Regions from separate parts of the Homo sapiens genome. Here region 1 is linked to region 2. A link is a loop called in an ENCODE intact Hi-C map of the cell type or tissue named here. Cell type or tissue: CD4-positive, alpha-beta T cell. All regions are shown on one strand. Each heading gives the region's core, and the rest is flanking DNA. Links, peaks and the distances in the headings are about the cores only. Region 1 overlaps ST6GALNAC1 (ST6 N-acetylgalactosaminide alpha-2,6-sialyltransferase 1). Region 2 holds the start of AANAT (aralkylamine N-acetyltransferase).

Region 1 (16,744 bases), core at 3,493-11,492, 160 kb before region 2:
CTATTCTTATAATAAATTTTTCCTTTTCTTTTTCTTAGTTGAAAATGAAAAATACAGAAAGAATTAGGGTTTGAAGCCCATTAGCCTTTTCGGGATGCTCCATATCTCAGTCCAACCCTGTCCTGAGGCCCATCTCTCCTTTCTGGTTAGAAATATCTCTCATCCAAGCTACTTCTTTGAGTCATATAACAAAGGCAGAGGCATTTTCTATGCAAGTCCAGTTAAAAATGTGTGTGTTTAGGCCAGACGCGGTGGCTCACGCCTTTAATACCAACATTCTGGGAGGCCAAGGGTGGAGGATCACTTGAGGTGAGGAATTTGAGACCAGCCTGGGTAACAGAGTGAGATCCAGTCTCTAAACACACACAAGTGCTCGCGCACGCGTGCACACACACACACACACACACACACACACACAGAGATTAGCTGGGCATGGTGGTGCATGCCTGTAGTCCCAGCTACTCGAGAGGCTGAGGCCACAGGATCGCTTGAGCCCAGGAGTTTGAGGCTGTAGTGAGCTGTGATTGTGCCACTGCACTCCAACCTGGGCGACAGAGCAAGACTCTGTCTCTTAAAGAAAAAAAAAAAAAAAAAATTGGGCGCGGTGGCTCACGCCTGTAAAATCCCAGCACCTTGGGAGGCCAAGGTGGGCAGATCACGAGATCAAGAGATCAAGACCATTCTGGCCAACATGGTGAAACCCCATCTCTACTAAAAATACAAAAAAAAAAAAGAGCCAGGCGTGGTGGCATGCGCTGTAATCCCAGCTACTCGGAAGGCTGAGGCAGGGGAATTGCTTGAACCAGGGAGATGGAGGGTGCAGTGAGCCAAGATCGCGCCACTGCACTCCAGCTTGGGTGACAGAGCCAGACTCCGTCTCAAAAAAAAAAAAAAAAAGAAGGGTTTCAAGGAGGAAGGATCCCTGGGAGGTAAGGAGGAAGAACTGTCAGCTGTCAGCCCTTTCCTAACACCCTTGGGAAGTTTAGGCTTCAGTTTCAAGGTCAGAATAGAGAGTGCCCCCGCTGGAGACCCTGAATAAATGTGTTGCTTTGAGGCTGAGAAAGGCTGGAAATACCACCCAGGGTCAGCTGCAGCTCAGGCTAGGAGGCCTTAATGGAGGAAGGGCTTGCATAGGTAATCAGCCTGCTTCCCATATTGCCTTGGCCGGCCCTGCCTTTCTCCAGTGATCAAAGACCTTTGTTTCCTGCCTCGAATAACAATAATCGTGTATCACATAGGTCCAAGGTCTGTGTCTTATTCCAATTTGTATTCCCAGTGCCTGCACAGCACACTGCACAGAATAGACATTTAGTAAACGTTTGTCGGATGAGATGCTCTCCTGTATGTCCTATGTACATATCTCAAATTCTATTCCGCTTTTGTTTGAATCTATTTTCTGGCCAGGCACGGTGGCTCACACGTGTCATCCCAACACTTTGGGAGGCCGAGGCAGGTGGATCACTGGGCAGGTCAGGAGTTCAAGACCAGCCTGGCCAGCATGGTGAAACCCCCATCTCTACTAAAAATACAAAAATTAGCCAGGCATGGTGGCGGGTGCCTGTAATCTCAGCTACTCAGGGGGGTGGGGCAGGAGAATGACTTGAACCCAGGAGATGGAGGTTGCAGTGAGCTGAAATCGTACCACTGCACTCCAGCCTGGGTGACAGAGCAAGACTGTGTCTCAAAAAAAAAAAAAAAAACAAAAAACTACTTATGCTTCTGACCTGTTTCCACAATCTTCAGCCTTCATCAAAGGTTATCTCTGTCCCTAGGCATCAACGCACAGAGAACATTAAAGAAAGGTCTCTACAGTCCCTGGCAAAGCCTAAGTCCCAGGCACCCACAAGGGCAAGGAGGACAACCATCTATGCAGAGCCAGTGCCAGAGAACAATGCCCTCAACACACAAACCCAGCCCAAGGCCCACACCACCGGAGACAGAGGAAAGGAGGCCAACCAGGCACCGCCGGAGGAGCAGGACAAGGTGCCCCACACAGCACAGAGGGCAGCATGGAAGAGCCCAGAAAAAGAGAAAACCATGGTGAACACACTGTCACCCAGAGGGCAAGATGCAGGGATGGCCTCTGGCAGGACAGAGGCACAATCATGGAAGAGCCAGGACACAAAGACGACCCAAGGAAATGGGGGCCAGACCAGGAAGCTGACGGCCTCCAGGACGGTGTCAGAGAAGCACCAGGGCAAAGCGGCAACCACAGCCAAGACGCTCATTCCCAAAAGTCAGCACAGAATGCTGGCTCCCACAGGAGCAGTGTCAACAAGGACGAGACAGAAAGGAGTGACCACAGCAGTCATCCCACCTAAGGAGAAGAAACCTCAGGCCACCCCACCCCCTGCCCCTTTCCAGAGCCCCACGACGCAGAGAAACCAAAGACTGAAGGCCGCCAACTTCAAATCTGAGCCTCGGTGGGATTTTGAGGAAAAATACAGCTTCGAAATAGGAGGCCTTCAGACGGTGAGTTTTTGCCACCACGCCTTCCCTCTGGCTCCCAGCTCTGAAGCCCCTCCTGAGAGGAAGCCCAGCCCACCCTCTCCTCACCTCCTGGGCTCTGCTTCTAGACTTTGTCTTGTCCTGCCCCAAGCTCATTATGAGGCAGAGCTCAGCCCTACAAGACTCTGCCCCACTTGTCTTTCCAATGATGGCCACAATGGGGGAGGAGGAGCAGGCAGGCCCCGGACCCCTGGTGTGGACAGCGTAAGAGGGGTGAGTGAGATGGGGCCTGCCCTGGAGCTCCTGAGGCCTGGAGGTCATCCATCTGGGGTGACAGAGTGTGATCTACTCTGGGGCTTGGCCCCTGAATCCCCATCCTCTCGCGGGGGCTGCAGGGGAGGGACTCACAGACAAGGACACCCCAACCTCATGCCCAGCTCTGTCCTCCAGGAATGCCTTGTCTTCCCTGCAAAGTCAATTCCACAGCCTTCGCTCTCTCCCAACCCTAAGGAAACAGTCTGACTGAACCACACCCACCCACATGGTCCTTCTCACCTGTCCTTGCAGAGGGGCAGTGTCCAAAATGTGTATGTTGCTGGGTATAGTGGCATATGCCTGTAGTCCCAGCTACTCAGGAGGCTGAGGCGGGAGGATCACTTGAGGTTAAAGTGAGCTATGATGGCACCACTGCACTCCCGCCTGGGCAACAGAGTGAGACCCTGTCGGAAGGAAGGAAGGAAAGACGGAAGGAAGGAAGGAAGGAAGGAGGGAGGGAGGGAGGGAGGGAGGGAGGGAGAAGGCCCATAAAATGCACACATTTACACACATATGACTGGAAGCATGGCCCTGACAGCACACTGGACACATGCCACATTCCCAGGATGCGGCCCCTCTCACACTTACAAAGGTGCATTTGCATTTTTTTTTTTTTTTTTTTTTGAGATGGACTCTCGCTCTGTCGCCCAGGCTGGAGTGCAGTGGCGCAATCTCGGCTCACTGCAAGCTCCGCTTCCCGGGTTCACGCCATTCTCCTGCCTCAGCCTCCCGAGTAGCTGGAACTACAGGCGCCCGCCACCACGCCCGGCTAATTTTTTGTATTTTTAGTAGAGACGGGGTTTCACCGTGTTAGCCAGGATGGTCTCGATCTCCTGACCTTGTGATCCACCCGCCTCGGCCTCCCAAAGTGCTAGGATTACAGGCGTGAGCCACCACACCCGGCCTAGGTGCATTTGCCTCGATGGCCGAGAACACCCATTTCCCAGAACCCTCAGGACCACAATGAGCCCAGACAATGGGAAGGGGAGGGTAAGCAGACCCTGAGAACAGAATGGAAGAGGTAGCAGAGGCCGCGCCTTCCAAACTGCGAGCCCCAGCCCTTGCTGCAGTGGTGCAGCCCCTGGCCGATGGCCTTTCTGGGTCTCTCCCTTCCTGACTTCGTCCTCCTGTATATAGACTTGCCCTGACTCTGTGAAGATCAAAGCCTCCAAGTCGCTGTGGCTCCAGAAACTCTTTCTGCCCAACCTCACTCTCTTCCTGGACTCCAGACACTTCAACCAGAGTGAGTGGGACCGCCTGGAACACTTTGCACCACCCTTTGGCTTCATGGAGCTCAACTACTCCTGTGAGTCCTTAACCCAGGGGAAGGTGTGGGTGCGCAGTAGGCCGGGGCAGAGGGCAGAGGGCAGCTGGCTTTCTGGTCTGCCTCTTCCCTGGGGTTTGCCAGACCTGGGAGGAATGATGGGTCGGACTCCTGTCCCTCCCAGGGCTCTGAATGGAGCACCCCCACTCTTGTTCCAGTGGTGCAGAAGGTCGTGACACGCTTCCCTCCAGTGCCCCAGCAGCAGCTGCTCCTGGCCAGCCTCCCCGCTGGGAGCCTCCGGTGCATCACCTGTGCCGTGGTGGGCAACGGGGGCATCCTGAACAACTCCCACATGGGCCAGGAGATAGACAGTCACGACTACGTGTTCCGGTAAGCTGTCCCCACCCAAGCTCCCTCTCCAGCCCCTCTCCTGCCCCCTCCAGCCCCCCTCCAGCCCCTCTCTTGCCCCTCTTCTGCAGACATGGACTCTTCTGAGAGACCCATAGGATGTTCCACGCCTGCATCTGGAAGGTGGAATTCCTGGGCTCTCGAGAGAATTTCCGCACATAACTGCTGCCTCCCCCATTTCTCCTTCCTTTCCCCATCCACCTACACAAATCTCCCTCCTCTGCTCACCTGTCCCGTCTGATTGTGTCTTTCTGCACAGATTGAGCGGAGCTCTCATTAAAGGCTACGAACAGGATGTGGGGACTCGGACATCCTTCTACGGCTTTACCGCCTTCTCCCTGACCCAGTCACTCCTTATATTGGGCAATCGGGGTTTCAAGAACGTGCCTCTTGGGAAGGTGAGCAAAGAGGAAGGAGCCTGGCCACACCCAGACTCTGGATGAGGGAGCACAGGAGGTGAGAAGGGAGAGGAGAGGCTTTCATCCGGATGGAGTCTGTGGTTGGTACAGGCTCCCCTCCTATAAGGGCAGGAGTGGGGAGGACAGTCAGACCAGTCCAGAGCAGAGCAAGTGGGCAGTCGGAGTCAGAGCTGGGCCACCCTCGGTGGTGGTCCTGAAGGCAGTACTTTTGGACCACTCCCTGTCCTTGGTCCTCAGGACGTCCGCTACTTGCACTTCCTGGAAGGCACCCGGGACTATGAGTGGCTGGAAGCACTGCTTATGAATCAGACGGTGATGTCAAAAAACCTTTTCTGGTTCAGGTACCCACTGTCCTCCTGCCATCCCCTTATCCCAGGCTGAGCCATGTCATGAGTGGCTCTAAAGGGTTGGACAGGTGGGGACAGCCTTAGCTATCACCTGGAGATGGGATACCAGTCATGCTCATGACCCTGACTTGGCCCACCCCAGACCAGGTAAGGGAGCTGAGTCTGAATGACCCCTTCCTAACCACAGGCACAGACCCCAGGAAGCTTTTCGGGAAGCCCTGCACATGGACAGGTACCTGTTGCTGCACCCAGACTTTCTCCGATACATGAAGAACAGGTTAGAGCAGAAAGCACGTGACACGTAGCCCAGGTCCCTGTTATCCTTGCAGCCTCCTGACAGTTGGGGGTTTGGGGCATTTCACAGGTTTCTGAGGTCTAAGACCCTGGATGGTGCCCACTGGAGGATATACCGCCCCACCACTGGGGCCCTCCTGCTGCTCACTGCCCTTCAGCTCTGTGACCAGGTAAGGCTCCACTGCAGCTGCAGAAATACCTGGAGAAACAGCTCCTGGGCTATTCCTGGGCCTGTTCAGCATAGGACAGTGCATGGGCTGGGTGCCCACATCTGCTGGGAAAGAGGGTGGGCATGAGTATGGGTGCATGCAGTTATGCGTGCGTATCCAGGGACCTGCACCCAGACCCCTAGGGACGGAGCCAGGGAAAAGAACCCCCACCCCTCAACACAGAATTAGCCATGAGAAGAAGCCTGGGCAACAGCAACTACAGGCCGTGTTTCTCCTCCAACCGTGATGTAGGTGAGTGCTTATGGCTTCATCACTGAGGGCCATGAGCGCTTTTCTGATCACTACTATGATACATCATGGAAGCGGCTGATCTTTTACATAAACCATGACTTCAAGCTGGAGAGAGAAGTCTGGAAGCGGCTACACGATGAAGGGATAATCCGGCTGTACCAGCGTCCTGGTCCCGGAACTGCCAAAGCCAAGAACTGACCGGGGCCAGGGCTGCCATGGTCTCCTTGCCTGCTCCAAGGCACAGGATACAGTGGGAATCTTGAGACTCTTTGGCCATTTCCCATGGCTCAGACTAAGCTCCAAGCCCTTCAGGAGTTCCAAGGGAACACTTGAACCATGGACAAGACTCTCTCAAGATGGCAAATGGCTAATTGAGGTTCTGAAGTTCTTCAGTACATTGCTGTAGGTCCTGAGGCCAGGGATTTTTAATTAAATGGGGTGATGGGTGGCCAATACCACAATTCCTGCTGAAAAACACTCTTCCAGTCCAAAAGCTTCTTGATACAGAAAAAAGAGCCTGGATTTACAGAAACATATAGATCTGGTTTGAATTCCAGATCGAGTTTACAGTTGTGAAATCTTGAAGGTATTACTTAACTTCACTACAGATTGTCTAGAAGACCTTTCTAGGAGTTATCTGATTCTAGAAGGGTCTATACTTGTCCTTGTCTTTAAGCTATTTGACAACTCTACGTGTTGTAGAAAACTGATAATAATACAAATGATTGTTGTCCATGGAAAGGCAAATAAATTTTCTACAGTGAAGATGCAACTAGTTGTTACTCCATGGATAGGGACCAGTTTTGCACATGGTCCCTTTCATTCTTCTATTCTCCCCATTAACCTGCTTTCTTTTTCAAACCCCCATGACGAGAATTGAGCTAAGCCAAAGACATTTCAGTTCACCTTACCCTTTGAGCTCTATCTGCAGGATTTGGACTCTGGAGCCTGGAACAACCCTAACAACTCTAAACAGAATAAAGTGGCCAGGCACGGTGGCCTGTAATCCCAGCACTTTGGGAGGCCAAGGCAGGCAGATCACTTGAGGACAGGAGATCTAGACCAGCCTGGCCAACATGGTGAAACCCCGTCTCTACTAAAAATACAAAAGTAAGCCGGGCGTGGTGGCGGGCGCCTGTAATCCCAGCTACTTGGGAGGCTGAGACAGGAGAATCACTTGAACCTGGGGGGCAGAGTTGCAGTGAGCCAAGATTACACCACTGCACTCCAGCCTGGGCGACAGAGCAAGACTCCGTCTCAAAAAAATAACAAAAATAAAAATAATAAATAAATAAACAAATAAATAAATAAATAGAATAAAGGACCCTCGGTAGGAGAGTGGAAGGGAGAGAGGGGAGCTTCGCTTTAGATTTCATGGTTAGGGAAGGAGGGGACCAATGGGACAGGGATTTGCTTTGCACTAAAAGGGTGCAGTGCCAGCTCCGGGCGGCAGGTGGCGGCAGCTCGGCGCCCTGCTCGCGGCGCCCTGTCCTCCGCGGCACCCCAGGCTCCTTACTTCAGCAATAAAAAGCAATAAATGCTTTTCCCCCACAAAGCTCTAGTCACAACGACTTTGACAGGGTGGACATCACATCAGGTCAGAGCAGGAGAGAAAATGAGTAGCCATGGGCAGAGAGCCCCCTTACTCCCATATTGGCCTCCTCAAATTTAAACTCAGGCTACCTAAACTTAACGACTGAGCCTCACCGAGTGTTACTCGAGTCCAAAGTAGAATATACTGATGGGTTAGATCACTCTGCTAGTATAAGCCAATAGAATTAGAAAAGATAGGTCAATTAGAGGCATAAGGATTGGAAAAGAAGAGGAAAACTGTGATAAATAGGCTACATATTATAGTAAGTTAGCAGGATATAAGATTGGCATACGGAAATCAGTAACTGTCATAAACATAAATGATAATCAAGTAGAGGATGTAATGTAGAGAAAACCCATTTACAAGAGCAACAAAGTCTGTATGAGGAAAACATTAACACTCCTGAAAGACACAGAAGTAGACCCAAATAAGCCAAGTCATCTTTTGTTCTTGGAAAAGATGACTCAATATCATAAATATGTCAGTTCTCCTCAAGTTAATTAATAAACTTAGTGCGATTCTAGTAAAATGCCAAAACATTTTTTCTAGAGCCTAAACTGATACACACATTCATACGGAAGGATAAAAATGTAAGAAGAGCTAGGAATACCTGCGAAAGAAAAGCTATGAGAGAGGTCTACCTCTACCAAATATTCAGACATACTATAAAGTCTCTATAATTAAAACAGTGTGGTACTGAAGCAGGAATAGACAGACCAGTGAAATGGAACAGAAGGTCCAGAAATAGACCCAAGCATTGTGATTAATGGTGCTCAGACAGCCAGGTGGTCATTTAGAAAGAAATCAAACTAGGTCTGTAACTCCCATCAACAATTAAATTCCAGATGGTTCAGAGATCTAAATGTAAAAAAATGAAATGACAGAGGCCGAGGCAGGCGGATCACAAGGTCGGGAGTTCAAGACCAGCCTGGCCAATATGGTGAAATGCTATCTTTAATAAAAATACAAAAAATTAGCCAGGCCTGGTGGCGCATGCCTGTAATCCCAGCTACTCTGGAGGCTGAGGCAGGAGAATCGCTTGAACCCAGGAGGCAGAGGTTGCAGTGAGCAGAGATCGCGACATTGCACTCCAGCCTGGGCGATAGAGCAAGACTGTCTCAAAAAAAAAAAAAAAGAAATGACAAGAGTTCTAAGAATTCATGGGTGAGTAGCTCTTTGACTAGAACGTAAGAAAAAGATTTCTAACTAGGACTCACAATCCAAAGGCAATACCAGACTGGTAAATTTTACTACATAAAATTAATAAAATGGGCCAGGCGCGGTGGCTCACGCCTATAATCCCAGCACTTTGGGAGGCCAAGGTGGGCCGATCATGAGGTCAAGAGATTGAGACCATTCTGGCCAACATGGCGAAACCCCATCTCTACTAAAAATACAAAAATTAGCTGGGCATGGTGGCGTGCACCTGTAGTCCCAGCTACTCAGGAAGCTGAGGCAGAAGAATTACTTGAACCCGGGAAGCCGAGGTTGCAGTGAGCCAAGATCACGCCACTGCACTCCAGCCTGGTAACAGGGTGAGACTCTGTCTCAAAATAATAATAATAATAATAAAATGTTGCATGGTGAAAAAAATCACCAGGAGGTCAAAAGACAAATTAAAAAGTGGGAGAAAATATTTGCCACATATATCACAGATAAATGGTTAATATATATATATATAGTAAAGGACTTTGAGGAAAATAGACCAAAAACCTAATAGAAAAATAGGCAAAAATATATATATATATATGAACAGCAACTCCCCAAAAAAGATGTAAAAATGATTCTTAGACATGTGAAAAAAATGTTCAGTTTGACTCATAGTGAGAAATGCAGGCCAGGCGCAGTGGCTCACACCTGTAATCCCAGGACTTTGGGAGGCTGAGGCAGGAGGATCACTAGAGGCCAGGATTTCAAGACCAGCCTGGGCAACATAACAAGACCCTGGTCTCTATTAAACAAAAACAAAAACAACAAAAAAAAAAAAAAAGAAAAGAAAGACTTTAAACAAATTAAATTTAGAAGGTTTTTTGAGCAAAGAAACAATGAATCAGGCAGCACCCTGAACCAGTAAAGGTTCAGAGAGCTCTACCCAGCAACCTGGGTAGGCAGTACTTATAGACAGAAAAGGGAAGTGATGTACAGAAACAGCTGGATTGGGCCAGGTGTGATGGCTCACGCCTGTAATGCCAACACTTTGGGAAGCCGAGGCGGGCGGATCACCTGAGGTCAGGAGTTCGAGACTAGCCTGGCCAAATGATGAAACCCCACCTCTACTAAAAATACAAAAATTAGCCGGGTGTGGTGGTGGGCGCCTGTAATTCCAGCTACTTGGGAGGCTGAGGCAGGAGCATTGCTTGAACCTGGGAGGCACAGGTTGCACTGAGCCGAGATCATGCCACTGCACTCTAGCCTGGTGACAGAGCGAAACTCCATCTCAAAAATAAAAAGAAGCCCGGGTGCGGTGGCTTATGCCTGTAATCCCAGCACTTTGGGAGGCCAAGGCAGGCAGATTACCAGGTCAAGAGATCGAGACCATTCTGGCCAGCATGGTGAAACCCCATCCCTACTAAAAGTACAAAAATTAGCTGGGCGTGGTGGCGTGCACCTGTAGTCCCAGCTACTCGGGAGGCTGAGGCAGGAGAATTGCTTGAACCCAAAAGGCGGAGGTTGCAGTGAGCCCAGATCGTGCCACTGCACTCCAGCCTGGTGACAGAGTGAGACTCCATCTCAAAAAAAAAAAAAAAGAAAGAAAGAAAGAAAGAAAAGAGAAGAAAAGAAACAGCTGGATTGGTTACGGCTCCACTTTTGTCTTCTTTGGACAAATCTGAACAGTTTACAGTCTGTGACTGGTTGAAAGCCCAGCTGCTAAGATTGACCAAGACTTGGCTATTTGTTACAAGAATATTCTCTCAGCTTTAGGTTGTAGTTTGTTTACAAACCAAGTTAGGTTACAGTTCTCTATCTACAGAGGCAGCCTTAGGACAAATTTAATTCAACAGTACTTATGCCTTGTACAAGATAGAATAAGAAATATGCGACCAGGCATGGTGGCTCATGCCTGTAATCCCAGTACTTTGGGAGGCCGAGGCGGGTGGATCACTTGGGGTTAGGAGTTCAAGACCAGCTTGACCAACATGGCAAAGAAGATGAGGATCTCTACAAAAAATACAAAATAAAAATTAAAAAAAATAGCTGGGCATGGTGGCACACGCCTGTAGTCCCAGCTATTCAGGAGGCTGAGGGAGGAGAATCACTTGAACCTGGGAGACGGAGGTTGCAGTGAGCCAAGATCGTGCCACTGCATTTCAGCCTGGGTGACAGAGCAAGACTTCATCTCAAAAAAAAAAAAGGAACACAAAGAAAAGATTTACCAAAACCTAATGAGATTGGTTACCTAAGGGGGCTAAATAGGAATAGGGCGGAAGGGATAAGAGATTGAATAAGGGTCAGCAGAGGCAGTGGCACTACTCCCAGTATACCTTTTTGCAGTTTTGCCTTTGCACTTTACATACCCAAAAAATAATGAAATCAACAGGATGGGGAAAAATACTAAAATTGAATACAAAGAGAAACAAATAAACCTAACAATAAGGCTGGGTGCGGTGGCTCACACCTGTAATCCCAGCACTTTGGGAGACCGAGGCAGGCAGATCACCTGAGGTCGAGAGTTCAAGACCAGCCTGACCAACACAAAGAAACCCCGTCTCCACTAAAAATACAAAATTAGCTGGGCATGGTGGCACGTGCCTGTAATCCCAGCTACTCATGAGGCTGAGGCAGAAGAATTGCTTGAACCCGAGGGGCAGAGGTTGCAATGAGCCAAGATCGCACCATTGCACTCCAGCCTGGGTGACAGAGCAAGACTCTGTATAAAAAATTTTTAAAAAGGCCGGGCACAGTGACTCATGCCTGTAATCCCAGCACTTTGGGAGGCCGAGGCAGGCGGATCACCTGAGGTCAGGAGTTCGAGACCAGCCTGGCCAACATGGTGAAACCCTGTCACTACTAAAAATACAAAAATTAGCCGGGTGTGGCGGTGCATGCCTGTAATCCCAGCTACTTGGGAAGCTGAGGCAGGAGAATCGCTTGAACTTGAGAGGCAGAGGTTGCCATGAGCAAGATTGCGCCATTGCACTCCAGCCTGGCGACAGAGTGAGACTCTGCCTAAAAAAAAAAAAAAAAAAAAAAAACTAACATTATTAAAATCTAATTTATAACCCCACAGAATGGGCAAAACAATATTTCAATTATATATCCTCAGAATAAAGACAAAAAGGATAACAAACATTGAACTCTAGTTGGTGGGTAGGTTTGTTTTTCACACTGCTTTATCATTCTGAAGCCACTTTCAATGAATTACAGGTTTCAACAATTAAGAAAATATGTTAAGGAAAATGGGACTCCTGTTTCTCATTGTCAAAAAAAGTTACAATTATGGAAAGAGGCAAGTCTATAATGAACAATGAACCCTCTGGTGTTGGACTAGAATTCAAGGTATCAGTATGAACTTGTGGTTTTAGATCTAAAGAAAGAATTCTATGGGTGGGAATCTGCCTATAAACATGCACACACGTATACATACATTCCCTAGATCCGTCAGTGAATAGAGTCTAGAAGCAACGAAACTCCGCTAACAGTGAGTACACGTAATCTTGGGTTCCTAGATAGCATTCTTCACTATAAGCAACCAGGACTTCTTAGAGAGAAATGGCTGATTCCAGGGCTGGGGTAGGGAAGGTACAAAATGAACCTGGAACATTTTATTGTTCTAGAAAGTAAGGACGTGCTTAAAGAATGGAACACATCAAAAGAACACAGAAGCCAGCCTGAAGACGCTCCCACTGGCTCAATACAAGATGATTTGAGAATGAAAATTGGTAATGATGGTAATGAATTTCAACACATTCAACAAATGGTAATCTAGGAGTCCACACTGATATAAATAAATACATACACACATACATAAGAAAGAAAATCTTTTTCTTTTGAGGCAGGGTCTCACTCTGTCATCCAGTCTGGAGTGCAGTGGCGTGATCTCAGCGCACTGCAACCTCCACCTCCTAGGTTCAAGCGATCCTCCCATCTCAGCCTCCTGAGTAGCTGGGACTACAGGCGCACACCACCAGGCCCAGCTAATTTTTTTTTTTTTTGATATGGAGTCTCGCTCTGTTGCCCAGGCTGGAGTGCAGTGGCGCGATCTCAGCTCACTGCAACCTCCACCTCCTGGGCTCAAGCGATTCTCCTGCCTCAGCCTCCCGAGTAGCTGGGACTACATGCGCCTGCCACCACGCCCGGCTAATTTTTTTGTATTTTTTAGTAGAGATGGAGTTTCACTATGTTGCCCAGGCTGGTCTTGAACTCCTGGGCTCAAGTGATCCACCCATCTCAACCTCCCAAAGTGCTGGGATTACAAACATGAGCCATTGTGCCCAGCCAAAAAATTTATAGCTTTCAATACAGTTCAAGATCAACCTAAAATTACATACACATTTACCACGAATTATCTTTCCTATTGATAAATTGTTTTTTCTGTCCTCCAGATGGTTTGTACAATAAAGGGGAAGATTAAAGAATCTCTCTGAAACATGACAGACAAGTTGGCAAATTCATGTCATGCCAGCCTGCCCCCACACCCGCATTCTCCTCAGCCCTCCTAGCTGTATCTGCTTCTTCTCTACAAACATAAGAAGAAATAGAAGTCTAGAGGGAATAATAATAGCCTGATACCCCATACTGATAGCCTGATGAAACCACCTGCTTATTGTCTGACCTGCTTTTCATCTGTGAACACATAAAAATGTGGCTCTGTTCATTAACATTAAGGACATAGAACGGGGAAACCTTGGCTGCTAAAATCAAAGGCCATGACAAGTTTGCTGTTTGAAGTCACATCAGTGAGAATGGAACAAGCCACTCTTGCCTGGAAGATGGAACATCCCAGTCTTGCCTCAGCAGCATGCGGGTCCCTTGACCCAGAGAAACAGCCCCAATCCCAACCCAGGTGCAGAGCTTCAGATAACCAGAATGAGCACAACATTCTACATTTTTCTTAACTATGTCAAACAGACAGGACCTTGAGTCAATTTTGAGGGCCAGGCCTTCAACTCCAGTCTGAAGTTATTCATCCAGCAAATTTTTTTTCTTTCTTTTTTTTTTTTTTGAGACAGAGTCTTGCTCTGTTGCCCAGGCTGGAGTGCAGTGGCGTGATCGCAGCTCACTGCAGCCTTGACCTCTTGGGCTCAGGTGACCCTCTCACCTCAGCCTCCCGAGCAACTGTGATCACAGGTGCATGTCACCACACCTGATAATTTTTAAAAACTTTTTGTAGAGACAGGCTCTCACTATATTTGTTTTAAACCTATCAAAGAACTGCTTCATTTACATTTTACCCCCATTCCATCCTTCCCCAAATCCTATAACCACATGTCCCTTCTTTTGCATGGGGAGGTGGCCCACAGTGCCTTGAATGGGAGCCAGTAACTCCCCTGCTAGAATAAGCTAATAAACCTAATTTGTGGACATATGGACGTGTCCCCCATGGTCTTTATCAGATGGGTTTGACCGCATCACTGGAGAGAACTGCCACAAGCCAAGACTCCATCCAGGTCTCTCCCATTCTCCTCCCAAACACTGTGCAGACCATGGCCTATGACTGTGGCAAAGGCACCTAGAGGCTGAGGTTCCCCAAGAAATACAGTGTGGGAGGCCAGAGGATGCCACTCCAAAATACACAGGCTTGTTGAGCTCAGGGCAGTTCTGAAGCGGCAGGTCCAGAAAGCTCTGCCCACCCTGTTTGCCTAAAAGCAAGACAAGGCCCAGCGTGGTGGCTCACACCTGTAATCCCAGCACTTAGGGAGGCCGAGGTGGGCAGATCACCCGAGGTCAGGAGTCCGAGACCAGCCTGGCCAACATGGTGAAACCCCATCTCTACTAAAAATACAAAAATTAGCCGGGCGTGGTGGTGGTTGCCTGTAATCCCAGCTATTCAGGAGGCTGAAGCAGAATTGCTTGAACCCGGGGGGCAGAGGTTGCAGTGAGCCGAGATCGTGCCACTGCACTCCAGCCTGGGTGACAAAGCAAGACTCTGTCTCAATAATAATAATAATAAAAGCAGGACATCAATTTACAGAGACAGAAGCCATCCTACTCCCCTTTCTACCACAGAGAGCAAAGCTGAACCACTGAAGACATCTTTGCGCCCTTGTGGGCCTGGAGCCGGCTCCAGAGGCACCCACAGGAACAGGCTTCCCCAACCAGCCTGCACCTGCCAGCTCCGTGCCTTCCCCAAGGGACTGCCCCTCAACACCCAAAGTCCTCTCCCCTGGTGACTTCTCTAAAGATGTACTGTTCTCTAGCCGGGCGCAGTGGCTCACACCTGTAATCCCAGCACTTTGGGAGGCTGAGGCGGGCAGATCACGAGGTCAGGAGTTCGAGAGCAGCCTGACCAACATGGCGAAACCCCATCTCTACTAAAAGCACAAAAATTAGCCGGGCATTGTGGTGGGCGCTTGTAATCCCAGCTACTCAGGAGGCTGAGGCAGGAGAATCGCGTGAACCAGGGAGGTGGAGGTTGCAGTGAGCCGAGATCGTGCCATTGCACTCCAGCCTGGCCAACAGAGAGAGACTCGGTCTCAAAAAAAAAAAAAAAAAAAAAAAGAGGTACTGTTCTCTGTGGAAGATGCAACACGAGCTGCGATTCAAAGCCACTTCGAGAACCAGGCACTCCCTGGGCGTCTCCCACGTGCACAGGAAATGTGCATGTTGACAAACCTCTCTCTTATTTTTTGGGATGTTGTTGTCATTGCTGTTTGAGACAGGGTCTCGCTCTTTCTCTTGTTTTTTTCGTTTGTGTTTTTTTTGAGACAGAGTCTTTTTTTTTCATATAGCTAATTTTGTCTTTTGAGACAGAGTCTTGCTCTGTTGCCCAGGCTGGAGTGCAATGGTATAATCTTGGCTCACTGCAACCTCCACCTCCTGGGTTCAAGCGATCCACCTGCCTCAGCCTCCCGTGTAGCTGGAATTACAGGCGCGTGCCACCACATCTGGCTAATTTTTGTATTTTTAGTAGAGATGGGGTTTCACCATGTTGGCCAGGCCAGTCTCGAACTCCTGACCTCAAGTGATCCGCCCGCCTTGGCCTCCCAAAATGCTGGAATTACAGGTGTGAGCCACCACGCCAGGCCTTGTCTTTCTCTTGTTAATCTGTCTTTTTATTCCAGGAGGCCAGATCAGCTAACAACTTATGAGAGGTGAAGAAAAAAAATGCTTTTTCTTCCCCTACAACAGCTATGCTGAATTCCATCATAGTAAACAGAGCTGTGTTCCTCCAGGAAAACGTCACATTTGGAAGTCAGGTATTAAAACCACAGCCAGGCAGCTCCTGGCCCTAGAGCTGAAGCCCAAACGCCTCCAGGGTTTTCCATTCATATTCCGTTACCACCTGTTCACCGATCTTGTCTCCACAGTGAGAGGTGACAGCGTGCTGGCAGCCCTCACTTGCTCTCAGTGCCTCCTTGGCCTCAGTGCCCACTCTGGCCACACTTGAGAAGCCCTTCAGCCCGCCACTGCACTGTGGGAGCCCCTCTCTGGGCTGGCCGAGGCCGGAGCCGGCTCCCTCTGCTTGCAGGGAGGTGTGGAGGGAGAGGCACGGGCAGGAACCAGGGCCGCGCATGGCCCTCGTGGGCCAGCGGGAGTGCTGGATGGGCGCCGGCTCAGCAGGCCCCACACTCAGAGCGGCTGGCCGGCGCTGGCCCCAGGGAGTGAGCATCTTAGCACCCAGGCCAGCAGGGGAGGAGGCAGCACCAGGTCCCCCAGCACTGCCGGCCTGCCCGCACCACGCTTGAATTCTTGCCAGGCCTCAGCCACCTCCCCATGGGGCAGGGCTCAGGACCTGCAGCCCACCATGCCCAAGCCCCCCCACGGTGGGCTCCCACAGGGCCCGAGCCTCCCCAACAGGCGTCACCCCATGCTCTGTGGTGCCCGGTCCAATCGACCGCCCAAGGGCTGAGGAGTGCAGGCACGCAGCGTGGGACTGGCGGGCAGCTCCGCCTGCAGTTCTGGTGCAGGATCCACTAGGGGAAGCCAGATGGGCTCTGGAGTCAGGTGGAGACCTGGAGAACTTTTATGTTTAGCCAGAGGATTCTATATGCACCAATCAGCACTCTGTGTCTAGCTCAGGGTTTGTAAATGCA
Region 2 (13,961 bases), core at 1-8,000:
TGTGGAGCATCTTGGGGAATTAGTTGGGCCAGAAAGCAGATTGGGGTCACGTGGGAGACCCCAGGGGTCCACTTGGGAGGGCTGGGTTGAATCCTTAGGGCCCTGGGGTTCCCACCCCTACCTGTTCTGCCTTGGCTCCAGAGCAGGGAAGGGGCTGCCTGGGCCCAGGGTGGCCTGCCCTGATGGGGATGGCACTGAGGGGACCTGTCACCCCACCCGGGGACGAGTCCACTCCCTGTGCCAGTGCCTCACCCACCACACTGAGGATGGCCAGTGAGGCACCGGGTATGACCACTTGATTACCATGGGCAGAGGGCCCTGCACCAGCTTCCCTGCCCCAAGCTGCCTCTACAGCACAGGCCTCCCGCCTCTGCCCCATCCTGCTGCTCCCCACTCTCCCCCACCCTAGGGGCTAAGGGTGGGAAGCGGCATCCATGAGGCTGGGGAGAATAAGGACACCCCCCCCCCCCACCGAGCAATGGGCTACTGTGAGGATGCCGCCTTGGTGCCTTTGCCCACCTGCCAGGAGGAAAGGAGCCAGGAACCCCACAGCACCTCCCATTGTCCCCGCTTACCAACCCAGCCCGGTCTCAGGTACAGAGTTCAGAACACAGGAGGTCCAGAGGCCTCGTGGGGACAGACAAGACACACCACTCCAGCTCAGGCCGTGAGAAGCCACCTTATCTCCTCTTTATTTAGCCCTGCTCTCTCCACTCTCTGGAAACTGCTGTCTCCATGCTCAGCTGAGCTAAGAGGAGCCCAGGGCAGAGACGGGGATCATGTTGGCAGCCAGGTGGGCAGCCCAGTTCAGCAGCCGCTGTTCCTGCGCAGGAAGGGGTGGCCCCGCAGGGAGCAGTGGAGCTCCATGAAGGTGAGGGAGCCCACGGTGATGGCGCAGGGGCCCACGGCGTGGAAGCTGAACCTCTCATAGAAGGGTACCAGCGCGTCCTCGCACATGAGCGCGGCCCGGCGCACGGCCGGCTGGCTGCCCAGGTGGTGCAGGTAGCGCCACAGCAGGATGGGGCCCCTGCCCTGCTGCCGGAAGGCGCGGTGCACGGCCAGCACATGCAGGTGGGCTATGTGGCCCCCAGACCTGTGCAGCGTCAGTGACTCCTGGGAGCGAGCAAGGGATGAGATCCCAGGTCACTTCTGCTGACACGTGCTCCCCCCCAACCACCAACCCAGGCAGGGAGCAGGTGTCCCCTGGGTGCCTGTGGTCAGGGCACCCACCCCAGCAAAGGAGGGCCCCAAATTGGGAGCCATACCCCCAACCCCATGGAGAAAACTTGAAGACCCAGAAGGTCTTGCTCTGGGAGGGGCCTGTGGCCTGTACTCATCTCTCCAGTTCTGGAGGAAGAAATCCCAGCCCCTGGGCTCCCCTCCCCGCCATCTGGCTGACCTCTGTCTTCAGAGGCCTCCCTGGAGCTGGGCGTCGCAGCCCTGTCCTCACCTGCATGAGTCTCTCCTTGTCCCAGAGCGAGCCGATGATGAAGGCCACAAGGCAGCCCTCCTCGAACCAGCCCAGGGACAGCTCTGGACATAGGGTCAGGAAGTGCCGGATCTCATCCAGGTACAGGGGGCAGACGCCCAAGACGGAGATGAAGGCTGTGGCAGGAGGCTCAGGTGGGTGACTGGTAGTCGCTGTGCCTCGCGTCCACTGTCTGCTGCACCCCGAGTGTCCACTCAGATGCCCCGTTCCCCACAGGAAAATGGGGGTTAGGGCTGCTGTTTCCCCCACTTTCTTGAGCGCACACATGGTCTGATACTCTGGGACCCAGCCTCCAAGGACAGGAGACTAAGGGTCTCCTCCCCACAGGATAACTGGACCAGAGTGGAGCATCCCTCTGACCCTGTGCGGGGCCACTCACCTTCACGCTCGATCTCAAAGGCGCTGACAGCGTCCTCCGGGGTGAGGCAGCGAAACTCACTGGCAGGGAGTGTGTGGCGCCGCTGACAGCTCGGGGACTCGGGGATCCCAGGTGGCAGACGTGGGGCCTCAGGTTTCAGGGGGTGGGTGCTCTGCGTGGACATTCTGGCCACTGGTGCCTCCTTGGGGCGCCCCAGCTTTGGAAGTGTCCTCCTAAGCCAAGGAGGGCCTCCCAGCACCTGTTGGAGAACAGCAAGGGACAGGGGTCTCATCCTCATCTCCAGGGAGGCAGGCCCCAGAGTATGTATCTGGCCTCTTTTGTAGCAGGAACTGGGGTGGAGACAGCCCCTAAATCAATGGGCACATTCCCCAGGTACCTGGTCCCCGAGGCTGTTACCAGGCATTGCAAACATTGGCACTGTCTCCCCACCTTTCCCTCTCAGCCAGAAGGATCCCTGGAGGTTTGCCACCTTGCAGACCTGCAGACATTGGTCTCAGGGTGCCGTCTGGGTGCTTCTGAGCCCCAGAGATGGTGGCAGGGATGAGCAGGGCTCAGTGGAGCCTGGGGCACCCCAACCCTGCTGCCCACGGTGGGAGGGGAGGCAGGACTCGTGACCCTCCACTGACCACGTCTAATGCAACTGTGCAGTGGGTGGGCGCCCGGTTCCCCCACACCACCATTCATGTGGTTTATCTTACCTCCCCAGAGGGAGGCTTCTGGTCCTTTGGGTGCAAGATCCTGTGGCAGAGAGCTTTTTAGGTAGCCTCAGCCCTTGGTCCTAGAGAGCCCCTTAATCAAAGTGGGCCCTTAGGGAGCCTCTACTTCTATCCAGATGGCCTCAGACTGGGCCACACACATGCAGGATTTGTGGTGGGGGGTGGGGAGGTTAGAGGGAGCCGGGGGCTGCAGAGGGCCTGGGGAATGGGGAGGAGCAGGCAAGGAGAGTGCATAGGACACCCCCTGCCCCACACATCCAGCTCATCAGACATTCCCCTCTGGGCACTCTTGTCTCCCAAGACACCCTGCAGATTTGCAGTTCTTAGAGGAGGCCATCCCTCCCTCCACCTTCCAAGACACTTAATAAACTCCATGGCTTCCATGTTTCCCTCCATGTCTAGAAGCTCCAAGTAGAGAAGCTCCTGTTCCTAAAGGCTGAGAGCCAGGAGTGGGGGTCCCACCTACCTGGACTGTGGAGAGGATACCCAGTGTTCCCTCCACAAAGCCGCTAGCCCTGGGGGCCTGTCCGCAGGCACGGGAACCAGTAAAATCCGGGACTCCGGGCTGCAAGGCTGTAGTAGCAGATGTTCCCCGGGCAGCCTGTGGTGCTGTTAGAGGTTTGTAATCCCCCCACCCCACCTCTCGAGCTATCCCAGGCAGGATGACGCCAGCAGGGCTCTGGCAGCCTCGGCCCCTGCCTTGCTGAAGGGAAACGTCAGCTCTGGTGCCCTGGGCACAGAAGGGATTACCAGAGGCTGACTGAGGCCCCAGGGTTTGGGGAAGAGAGCGTGGGGCTAAGCCTCAGGGGTCCATCTCTAATCCCTGCTCTGTCACCGACTGGCTGGGCACCAGCGATTCTCCCTCTGTCCCTCGGAGTCTTGGACAAGCCCACCTCTTATGTGGGGGGAGGGGGTGGGAATTCAAGCTACCAATTTGTGCACTTTAAGTACGTTCTACTTCAAGTTTATTTAAATATTTAATTTAATTAAATATTTAAATATTCAGGAGGTTGCCCTACCAAACATCTCAACTACAAAGCTCTCTGCTATTGACCTTGGCTCCACCCATTCCCAGGGCTGCCCAGGCCTTGGCACTTGGTGCTGGCATTCCCTCGGGATGCAGGCCCCTCTCCCTGTTGGCTCTGACTACCCCCTGCCCTCCAGCTCACACCCCATCCTGCACCCCTTAGCTCTTCTCTCGCCAGCACCTGCCTCTCCGCCCCACCCAGCAGTGCAGATCCTGTGTCCATCTCGGGCTCCTGGGGGTCCTGGAGGTTGGATTTCACAGGTGCACTCTTTTGACCCCCTGCAGAGGAAGCTTCTGCTCCTACCCACACAGCTTGGGACGGACCTCTGAGGGTCCTTCCTGTCCTGGCAGCCTGTGAGTGCCACTGCTTACAGCACTTGCTATGTGCCGGGCCCTGGATACGCGTCTCCTTTAATCCACACGGAAGCCCGGCCAAATGAGTATTAACCACGTTATAGAGAAGGAAACCGAGGCACAGACAGGTTCAGTAACCTGCTCAGAGCCATCCAACAAGTGAAGGGGGAGGGGCAAAGCCGGGTCAGCCTCCTGACATGCACTGCCACGGCTGCACTGGTGGGACCCACTCATCTCACAATGAGACTCCTGTTTCCTGTCTTCATGATTCTCCTGCTGGTTTTCAGTGTCCTCACAGGTGCACTCTTTCGACCCCCCCGCAGAGGAAGCTCCTGTTCCTACCCATACGGTTTGGGACACAGCCCCTGACCGTGGAGTGACCCCGTCCCGATGCCCCCGCCCACCCACCACATGCATTCCTCCTGTCTCTGGGTCCCCTTCTCCCAGGGCCCCTCTGCACTCTGAGGCCCACCTGCCTGCTAGAAGGGACCCTCAACAGACCTCTCAGGACCGACCAGAGACCTCCTTGGGCTTGGTTGGTGGGGTGGTCATGTCCAAGACCTCAGCTGGGCATCCCCACCTTCAACCTCCAGGGTCCCCCAAAAGGCCTCTTCTGTCCCTTCATAGACTGTGGCTCCATGGCACCCCCTGGTGGCCAATCCTAATCAGTCACTTGGCGATGCCTGAGAAGAGCCTGCTGTTCAATCGGCCTCTCTCTTTGCTGACTTCCACATGGCCCTGTTCTTTCCGGACAACACCCTAGAGGTCTAGAACCTCAGGGAACAAGATGAGGCAGTAAGCCAGGCACAGTGGCTCACCGCTGTAATCCCAGCACTTTGGGAGACAGAGACGGGAGGATGGCTTGAGCCGGAGAGGTCGAGGCTGTAGTGACTCGCCACTGCACTCCAGCCTGGGCGACAGAGCGAGACCCTGTCTCAAAAAAATACAAATAAAAATAAATTTTTTTTAAAGATGAGGCGGTATGTTAAACATGGTGAAACTGGGAAGTTCAAACCCTTGTGGGACAGGAGAGGAGACAGGGGAGGGCAGGGTGATCGCTGGGACCTTTGTCCTGGTCAACAGGAAGAAAACCACATACCACCACCAATGAGAAGGAAAATAAGGAGGGTGAGGGGCCCAACAGGGTGATGGGTACAGAGAGAAGGAGATCCCTGGGGCTGGGCATAGTGGCTCACACCTGTAATCCCAGCACTTTGGGAGGCCAAGGCAGGAGGATCACTTGAGCCCAGGAGTTTGAGACCAGCCTGGGCAACATAGCAAGACCCCTGTCTCTACAAAAAATTTAAAAATCAGCCAAGCATGGTGGCACACACCTGTAGCCCCAGCTACTTGGGAGGCTGAGGTGGGAAGATCACTTGAGCCTAGGTGGTTCAGGCTGCAGTGATGAGCCACTGCACTCCAGCCTGGGTAACTGAGCAAGATGTTGTCTCAAAAAAAAAAAAAAAAATCCTGACCTCAGGTGGGCTCTAAAAAAGAAGCACCTCCGAGATCATCCTCACGCCAGGGACACCGATTGCACTGTTTATCAGATGCCCAGTCTTGTCCTGCTATTGCAGTTAAGAGTGCTGGCAACGCCTCTGGTGACTGCCTCTCAGGTGGATCTTGGGGATGGGGGGGAGAATGTGTCCTTTGCCCCCCAAGTCGTACCTGTTCAGTCACTCTAGACAGCTGATAAACACCTAACCTGATGGGCAAGGCCGGGCACGGTGGCTCATGCCTGTAATCCCAGCACTTTGGGAGGCTGAGGCGGGTGGATCACCTGAGGTCAAGAGTTCGAGACCAGCCTGGCCAATATGGTGAAACTCCGTCTCTACTAAAAATACAAAAAATCAGCCAGGTGTGGTGGTGGGCGCTTGTAATCCCAGCCACTTGGGAGGCTGAGGCAGGAGAATTGCTTGAACCCAGGAAGCAGAGGTTGCAGTGAGCCAAGATCGTGCCATTGTACTCCAGCCTGGGCAAAAAGAGTGAAACTGCTATCTCAAAAAAAAAAAATATATAGATACAGACAGGGAGAAGCTGGCATCTGTATGTTTCCCAGGGGTGCTGTAACAGATGATACACAAACTGGATGACTGTAAACCACAGAAATGGCTTGACGTCGTGGCTCATGCCTGTAATCCCAGCACTTTGGGAGGCCGAGGCTCTTTGTTCCCAGCCTCTCCCTCCAGCAGCAGCTCCCTTGAAAGTCCTGTATCCACAACTCACCCACCGCGACTCCCTGCCCAGTGTGTACCATGCCACCCTGCCTCACCCATGATGGCTCCCCTCAGGGGTCCCCCTGTCTCTCCACCCAGCCTGGCCTCTTTCGATCTCCCAGACAGATTTACACATTTCAAATGCCAGATGGGGTTCAGTTTTCTCCCAAAAGGCTCTTCGGTCCCATGAAAATCATGGTCTGTGACTGGGCTTCCACTTCAAGACTCCAGAATATTCTTTTTTTTTTTTTTTTTAAGACAGAGTCTTGCTCTGTGGCCCAGGCTGGAGTGCAATGGCACAATCTCGGCTCACTGCAACCTCCGCCTCCCAGGTTCAAGCAATTCTCCTGCCTTAGCCTCCCAAGTAGCTGGGATTACGGGCGCACACCACCATGCCTGGCTAATTTTTTTTATTTTTCCTAGAGATGGGCTTTCGCCATATTGGTCAGGCTGGTCTCAAACTCCTGAACTCAGGTGATCCACCTGCCTCAGCCTCCTAAAGTGTTGGGATTACAGGCGTGAGCCACCGCACCCAGGCAGGACTCCAGAATATTCTATAGCAGTTTGGAGAGGGGTTGTCCAGGGCACACAGAGAACTGCCAGGGACCATGCTACCTAACTCCCCACCTGCCCTGGTAGAGCCTCACCTCTGACCCATCAGAGCCCCCATCCCACTCCTAATCAGATGTGGTGAGGATGATGACGACAGTTATTGAGCGGATAACTGATATCATGACAGTAAAAAAGGTTCTGAGAGGATGTGTATCACCACACGAAAGCTGAGAACCAAGCTTTTGGGATGTCCACTGTTAGCAGGGAAAGGAGTTATTAACAGGAACACAGGTGAAGCCACAAGAAGGGAAGAACCCAGGGGAGAATGTCCAAGAAATGGGGCAGATAGAGCCTGAAATGCCACAAAGAATGGAGAACAGATCTCAGATTCTGCCAACAGGGAGGCTCCGATGACCTTTAAGAATCCTTCCAGAAAAGGCCGGGCACGGTGGCTCACACCTGTAATCCCAGCACTTTAGGAGGCTGAGGTGGGTGGATAGCTCGAGGTCAGGAGTTCAATAGCAGTCTGGCTAACATGGTGAAACCCCGTCTCTACTAAAAATACAAAAATGATCTGGGCGTGGTGGTGGGTGCCTGTAATCCCAGCTACTCGGGAGGCTGAGGCAGGAGAATTGCTGGAACCCAGGAGGCAGAGGTTGCAGTGAGCCAAGATTGCACCACTGCACTCCAACTTGGGCCACAGAGCAAGACTGTATCTCAAAAAAAAAAAAAAAAGGAATCCTTCCAGAAGGGAGAAATGGGTGGAGAGGCCAGATGCAGAGGAATGGCCTTAATGGTGACAGTGAGAGGTGGAGTGCAGAGGCCGTTGATTAAAGGCACACTGACTCGCTGCCACGGCCGGGGGTTGGAGAAAACCTCCCCACGGCCCCCACCCCATCCCGGGCACCGAGCCTGCTGCAGCTGCTGATACCCCCGGAGAGCCTGGTGCAGGGGCAGTGAGCATCCCCACCGGGCCCAGTGCAGAAGCCCTGGACCTGGAATCTGGGAGCTTCCCGCATGGAGACACACCCCCTCCCCTCCGTGTGTCAGCTGCCCAGTTTCACACCCAGACTGAAGGGAGCCCATTTGGGGCAGACCAAGGAGTGGGCCCCATGGCCATGTCCCAGGGACACCTTGACGATGCCTCTGAGATACCGGTTTTCCATGCAGAGCAGTTGAGAGGCCCGGCGTGCAGGAAGCATAGCCCTCTCTTCAGGCTCTTGTGCAATGGCTGCATTTTTTTGGTGGTTTCGATGGTCACTTTCTCTCTCAACTCCTCCCCTGCACTAAAGGTCTGCCCCACAGACCTGGCACTGAGCACATCTCGCGTTATCGTCTTTACCTTTCCAGCCTGAGTACTACCACGTGGCAGGCTCCCCGGGGGATGAGAGATGGAGAACTGTGTGCGGCAAGTTTATTGGGGAGAGGTCTCATGAGCGACCCCTACCATGGAGCAGGGCAGAGGGCTGGACAGTGGAAGCTGAGCCGTGATGGTGCAGCTGTAACCGAGGCCTTGGCGCATCCCCCGAGGAGCTTCAGACTTGGGAAGCCCTTCTGGACCCACCTCTTTGTCCTGCATCAACCTTGGGTGGAACAGCTTGCTTCATTGAGGGCAGTTGCAGGAAAATCCAGCTGGGAGCCGTCAGCAGTCCTGCCCACTGCGGGTAAGAGCCCTGAATCACTTTCTCCAAGCTTCCAAGTACCAGGGTCCTTGCCAGGGTGATAAATTCTGTAACAGGGAAAAGAGCTCCCATACCAACACACGTTCCTTATCCAACTTTATGCTCTGATCCCCTTGGCCCAGCCAGCATCCTCTGATTCCAGTCCCCACTCTCCTGGCTCTGGCTGGGACCTGCAGCTCCTTCAGGACAGAGCCTCCTTCCTCCCTTAGCCGACCCAGCACTTCACCAGTAGGTGAGGTTGCGATTTAGCCCTAGTTACTGGCCCAGTGCAAGAAGAGGAGGTGCAGTATATACTCAGGGTTGGGAAGGGGGTAGTACATGTCTCCTAAGGAAGAGGCATTGTCCCCAAGGAAGGAGGGGCACTAACCTCTGTCCCTGGATGGCTCCCGCTTCTCCCCAGGGGCCTCCTCTGTATCGCTGACTCATTAAGGTTGGGAATTCAACCTGCTCTCAGGCTCTGCCATGCTGACTTCTCTCTGTTCCTTAACTTCAGGAGGCGAGTTTCTTTACATGCTGCCAAGGAGGCCCTCTGGCTTTTCCACTTTGCCTTCAAGCAGTGATTCTTCACCCCCAGCCTCTGACTGCCTTTCTCCTCTGCACTGACTGCCCCAACAGCCATCCAGCCCCCCAGTCCTTACACTTACTCCATCCCTGTACCTCTCAGACACCTGAGATGTTGCACCCACCACTGACTGATTGATTGATTGATTGATTTCTTCCTTCCTTCCTTCCTTTTTTTTTTTTTTTTTTTTTTTTTGGTGGAGGCTCACTCTGTCACCCAGGCTGGAGTGCAGTGGCACAATCTCAGTTCACCAACCTCCACTTCCCAGGTTCAAGTAATTCTCCTGCCTCAGCCTCCCAAGTAGCTGGGATTACAGGTGCCCACCACCATACCCAGCAAATTTTGCATTTTTAATAGAGACGGGGTTTCACCATGTTGGCCAGGCTTTGTGCCCCTTACAGACAGTCAGTGGTTGGGGGAGGCATCTTCTTTTAGCCAAGGGCAGTGTTTGGAGAGGGATGTGATGGGGAGGTGCACCACAGCATCCACTACACACCTGTCCCCCCAAGAGGCTTATGCACTCCTGGAAAACAGAGGCTGGGTTGAGAATGTGGCATCGTGCCACCCACAGAGCAGGTGCCTATCAGCTAGAGGCACAGTCTTCTGTTTTTTTGTTTTTGTTTTTGTTTTTTTTTTAAGATGGAATCTCACTCTGTCGCCCAGGCTGGAGTGCAGTGGCGCGATTTCGGCTCACTGAAACCCCCGCCTCCCGGGTTCAAGCAATTCTCCTGCCTCAGCCTCCTGAGTAGCTGGGATTACAGGCACATGCCACCACGCCTGGCTATTTTTTGTATTTTTAGTAGAGACGGGGTTTCACCATGTTGGCCAGGCCAGTCTCAAACTCCTGACCTCAAACAATCTGCCCCCCTCAGCCTCCCAAATTGCTGGGATTATAGGCATGAGCCACCACGCCCGGCCCAGAGTCTTCCGTTGAGGTGGGTGACTCAAAGGCAGGGCTGAGTGGGACCCTGCCTTATTTGGGGCTCAATATCGCCGTATTAGATAGGCACTTACCTCAGGAACCTTCCAGACCATTCTGGAATGGAAGCATCCAAGGCAGGGAGGGATTGCCACCTCCTGGACAAAGAAGGGACCTACGGCTCCCCAAGTAATGGAGCCAAACTGCCCAATAGTAAGATTGTGTGAGCCCCACATGTGATTTTAAATGTTCTAGTAGCCACATTTTAAAAAGCCAAAAGAGGCTGGGCACGGTGGCTCATGCCTATAATCCTGGCACTTTGGGAGGCCAAGGCAGGAGGATCGCTTGAGCCCAAGGAGTTCAAGACCAGTCCGGCCAATATAGTGAGACCTTCTCTCTATTATTTTTTTTAATAAAAAAATAAAAAACAGGCCAAGCTTGGTGGCTCATGCCTGTAATCCCAGCACTTTGGGAGGCCGAGGCAGGTGGATCACCTGAGGTCAGGAGTTTGAGACCAGCCTGGCCAACATGGCAAAACCCCATCTCTACTAAAAATACAAAAAAATTACCCAGGTGTGGTGGTGGGGCATTTGTAATCCCAGCTACTCAGAAGGCTGAGGCACAAGAATGTCTTGAACCCGGGATGCGGAGGTTGCAGTGAGTCGAGGTCCTGCCAGGACACTCCAGCCTGAGCAACAGAGAGAGACTCTGTCTCAAAAAAAAAAAAAAAAAAAAAAAAAAAAAAAAAAAATTTCCTGAAGTAGGTGACTGAGGCTGGAGCACAGAGCACTCCATGCTGGATGCAGAGGGGGAAGGGGGGTTGGAAGGATCAGATCAGTTTATGAAAGGCCACATGCACCTTCTTGGGTGGACCCTGGGGAGCCACAGAAAGATATAAAGCCAAGAGTCCAATGACCGTGCTTGCATTTTCAGTCACCCTGGGAACAAGGCAGCAGACAGATTAGACGGCCTGGGGCCTGGTGAGGGGCCTACAGCCGAGGTCTAGGCAAGAGATGGAAATGAATTCCTAAGAAAAGCTAATGTTATCAGGCCTGCCATCATGCACTCACTGGGCAAAGCACGTTATATTCAGTTGGTCAGTTACAGTCTCCACAGTCCTATGAAGTAGGTATTATTATTATTCCCACCTTACAGAAAGGAAACTGAGGCTTAGAGAGTAAAATAACTTGCCCAAGGTCACATAGTGACCAGCAGCAGCACAAGCTTCAAACCCAGGTCCCTGTGACTCCGGAAGCTCACTCTCAGCCACTGTACCTCCCACCTCCCCACATCTCCATGGATCTGCCCCCCTGGTGGGGCAGCTCTGGACAGGAAGGGTGTGAAAAGGCAGTGAGGGGCCAAGACCCAGGCTTTGATTGCATGTAGAGCTTAAGAGTGAGGGCTGACCCTCAGGTGGCCAGCTCAGTACCCAGGTAAGTGATACTGCCATCCATCAGGATGAGAACTCTGGGAGAAGAAACTATTTGAGGAAAAGATGATGAGTCTACTTTGTACCTATGGCTGGTCACATCCAGGAAGCACCCACGAGTCTGGAGCTGTGGGAGGTGGCAGTGGATAGGCTGACATATTGTTCTTGAAGCTGGTCCAGCAGATTCACTGTGCCTCACCCTGTATCTTCAGGAAGGAGGGAAACAGGACGAACCTGGTGATCCTATGCTGTCACTATTGCTCAAACTTTTCACTGTTGCCCCAGCATAAAGTGTTTTGCCCAGTGGATTGCAACCCACCCTCACAGCAGGAGTCAGAATGGCCAAGGGCCAGCTGGGCTGGGTCCTGATCCTGACTGTACTGCAGAGTGACCTTGGGCAAGTCCCACAGTTTTCCCAGGGCACCTGTGCAAGGAGCAGGTGAGGCTCCAGGAATGAGAAGGGCCGTTTTAACTCCAAAAGCCTTGAGCGGCATTCAGCTGGAGCCTCGGAGGCATTTCTTCAGCCAGCCACATGAGGGTGTGGGGGGTTTCCCAAGGCAGCTCACCTCCCACCCCACCCCCCAGCTGAAGTCCCCAGTGCCTAAGGCACCCTAGCCTTCCCAAACACCTGCTCCAGGGTGGAAGGAGCTCTTTGGGCCAGGCTGAAATCGCTTGCACAGCAATGGAGAGGCCAAGCAGGCTCCCGCAGAGGGCAGTGTTGGGCCTGAGCATACTTTGTGGGTCCAGAGAGGTGCTCCAGTGGCTGGTTAAGATAGGGACGAGACAGGGCCTGCTTCCCTGAGACCAGTTCACTCTGCTGCTGGCTCTGCCGCCTCCTGCACACCACCCACCCCACTTAGCAAGGGGAGAGGCCAGACCAGCTCAGTTTCTGGAAGCACATTTATAAATAAGTGAAATCCTCCCAAGAAATAGCTCTATTCCCCACGAAAGGCTGGGAGATGGGGCCATGATAAGAGAGGGTTTCTTCATTAGGGAATCAAGTTTTTTTCCTCCTTCCTACACCTCAACAATGACAAAAATAAAAACTAAGCAGCGGCTTCCATCCACACTTACCCTGCTAGCCAGCCTGAGTGTATGGAGACCGTGGCTGGGGGCTCAGGGTCTGGGAAGGAGTCAAGCCTCAAACCTTATCCAGAGCATCTTGGGTCTGAGTGAGGTCCATAAAAGACACCATCGGATGGGTAGGAATTTACTGAGTCTCATTCTCTAAAGCAGCTCAGATGCAGTTGAAACTGGGGGCACTTGAAAGGATTTGGAGCAGCCAAAGAGGGCAGCTCTGTCCCAGCTTCTTCAACTTTTGGTTGTTGGAAAAAGGATAGGAAACTGACAGAATGGAGGTACAGGTTCTCAGGCCTTTGATATCCGCTAACATGATAATTTTCTTTTTTTCTTTTTCAAGACGGAGTCTTGCTCTATCTCCCAGGCTGAAGTGCAGTGGCACAATCTCAGCTCACTGCAGCCTCCGCCTCCCGGGTTCAAGTGATTCTCCAGCCTCAGCCTCCTGAGTAGCTGGGATTTCAGGCGCCCGCCACCAAGCCTGGCTAATTTTTGTATATTTAGTAGAGATATGGTTTTGCCATGTTGGCCAGGTCTCAAGCTCCTGACCTCAGGTGATCCACCCACCTTGGCCTCCCAAAATGCTGGGATTACAGGCGTGAGCCACTGTATGGGCCTAGCCTAATACGACACATTATTGAGCTCCATCCCTATGCCAGGTACTGTCCTAGGCACCAGGGTTACACACACAAATACAACATGGTCCACATGCTTAAGGGTTTAGTCTAGTGAGGGAGAGATCAGCATGTAAAATCAAGGAGTCTTACCTCCAACCTGGCAGTATCCTGATAATCTATGTAAAGCACTTAGTAGAGTATCTGGCATGAAGTTACAGCTCAATAAGTGATAGCTATTATTAGCCATTATTACAAGAAGCCGCAGAATAAACACAACACGTCTTCCAGGAGTGCCGATATTACTCAATGATTAGGGAGGAAAGGGCATTAGTTTTTACATTAAAACAACAAACATAGGCATACTCTGGAGTACAATGCAAAACTCACTTGATTTTTTGACAACAAAAGCAGATTTGAGGCCGGGTGCGGTGGCTTATGCCTGTAATCCCAACACTTTGGGAGGGCAAGGCGGGTGGATCATTTGAGGTCAGGAGTTCGAGACCAGCCTGGCCAACATGGTAAACCCCGTCTCTACTAAAAATACAAAAATTAGCCAGCCGTGGTGGTGGGCGCCTGTAATCCCAGCTACTCAGGAGGCTGAGGCAGGAGAATCGCTGGAACCTGGGAGACGGAGGTTGCAGTGAGTCAAGATCACGCTACTGCACTCCAGCATGGGCGACAGAGTGAGACCCTGCCATGAAACAAAAAGCAGATTTGAGGTCTGCACTGCCTTATCCCGCCGTGGGACACATAGACACATGGACTCCCCTGTGCAATCAGGAGTTCTTCTGAGGGAAGCCTAAAGAAATAGCATAACTACAAAAGCCCCTGCCCTTAGAGTGGGGAAACTCCTCAGGTTACTACCTGTTACCTTAGGCGCCAAATTCCTTGGGCCCTATTTCTTCATTGGTAAAATGAGGTTAAAAACTCTCTATATCCAAG

Evidence for each region. Peaks named below come from ENCODE experiments on the same cell type or tissue, not always from the same donor. Only the 100,000 strongest peaks of a DNase experiment are listed, where the experiment ranks them.
Region 1: it touches region 2 in a loop (11-fold over the local background); 12 of 110 quality-filtered maps call a loop at or near these places.

Annotation. Positions count from the first base shown.
Region 1 is chr17:76,614,740-76,631,483 of GRCh38, reverse strand. ST6GALNAC1 (ST6 N-acetylgalactosaminide alpha-2,6-sialyltransferase 1) reads left to right here. Exons shown (of 9, transcript NM_018414.5): 2 at 1,773-2,472; 3 at 3,901-4,069; 4 at 4,246-4,417; 5 at 4,695-4,833; 6 at 5,092-5,195; 7 at 5,389-5,478; 8 at 5,566-5,665; 9 at 5,957-6,721. The coding sequence ends at 6,154. Among named protein-coding and RNA genes, the nearest start is that of ST6GALNAC1, 21 kb to the left of the region's middle. RefSeq lists an enhancer at 4,046-4,547. In CD4-positive, alpha-beta T cell, for the core only: CTCF peaks have their summits at 7,213 and 7,413 (motif pointing right); a DNase peak (open chromatin) is centred at 7,423.
Region 2 is chr17:76,456,817-76,470,777 of GRCh38, reverse strand. It overlaps AANAT (aralkylamine N-acetyltransferase), which reads right to left and starts at 3,175. Exons shown (of 4, transcript NM_001088.3): 1 at 3,051-3,175; 2 at 1,869-2,106; 3 at 1,451-1,605; 4 at 661-1,113. The coding sequence starts at 2,031. The coding sequence ends at 808. RefSeq lists an enhancer at 12,080-12,159. In CD4-positive, alpha-beta T cell, for the core only: a CTCF peak has its summit at 4,611 (motif pointing left); a DNase peak (open chromatin) is centred at 4,607.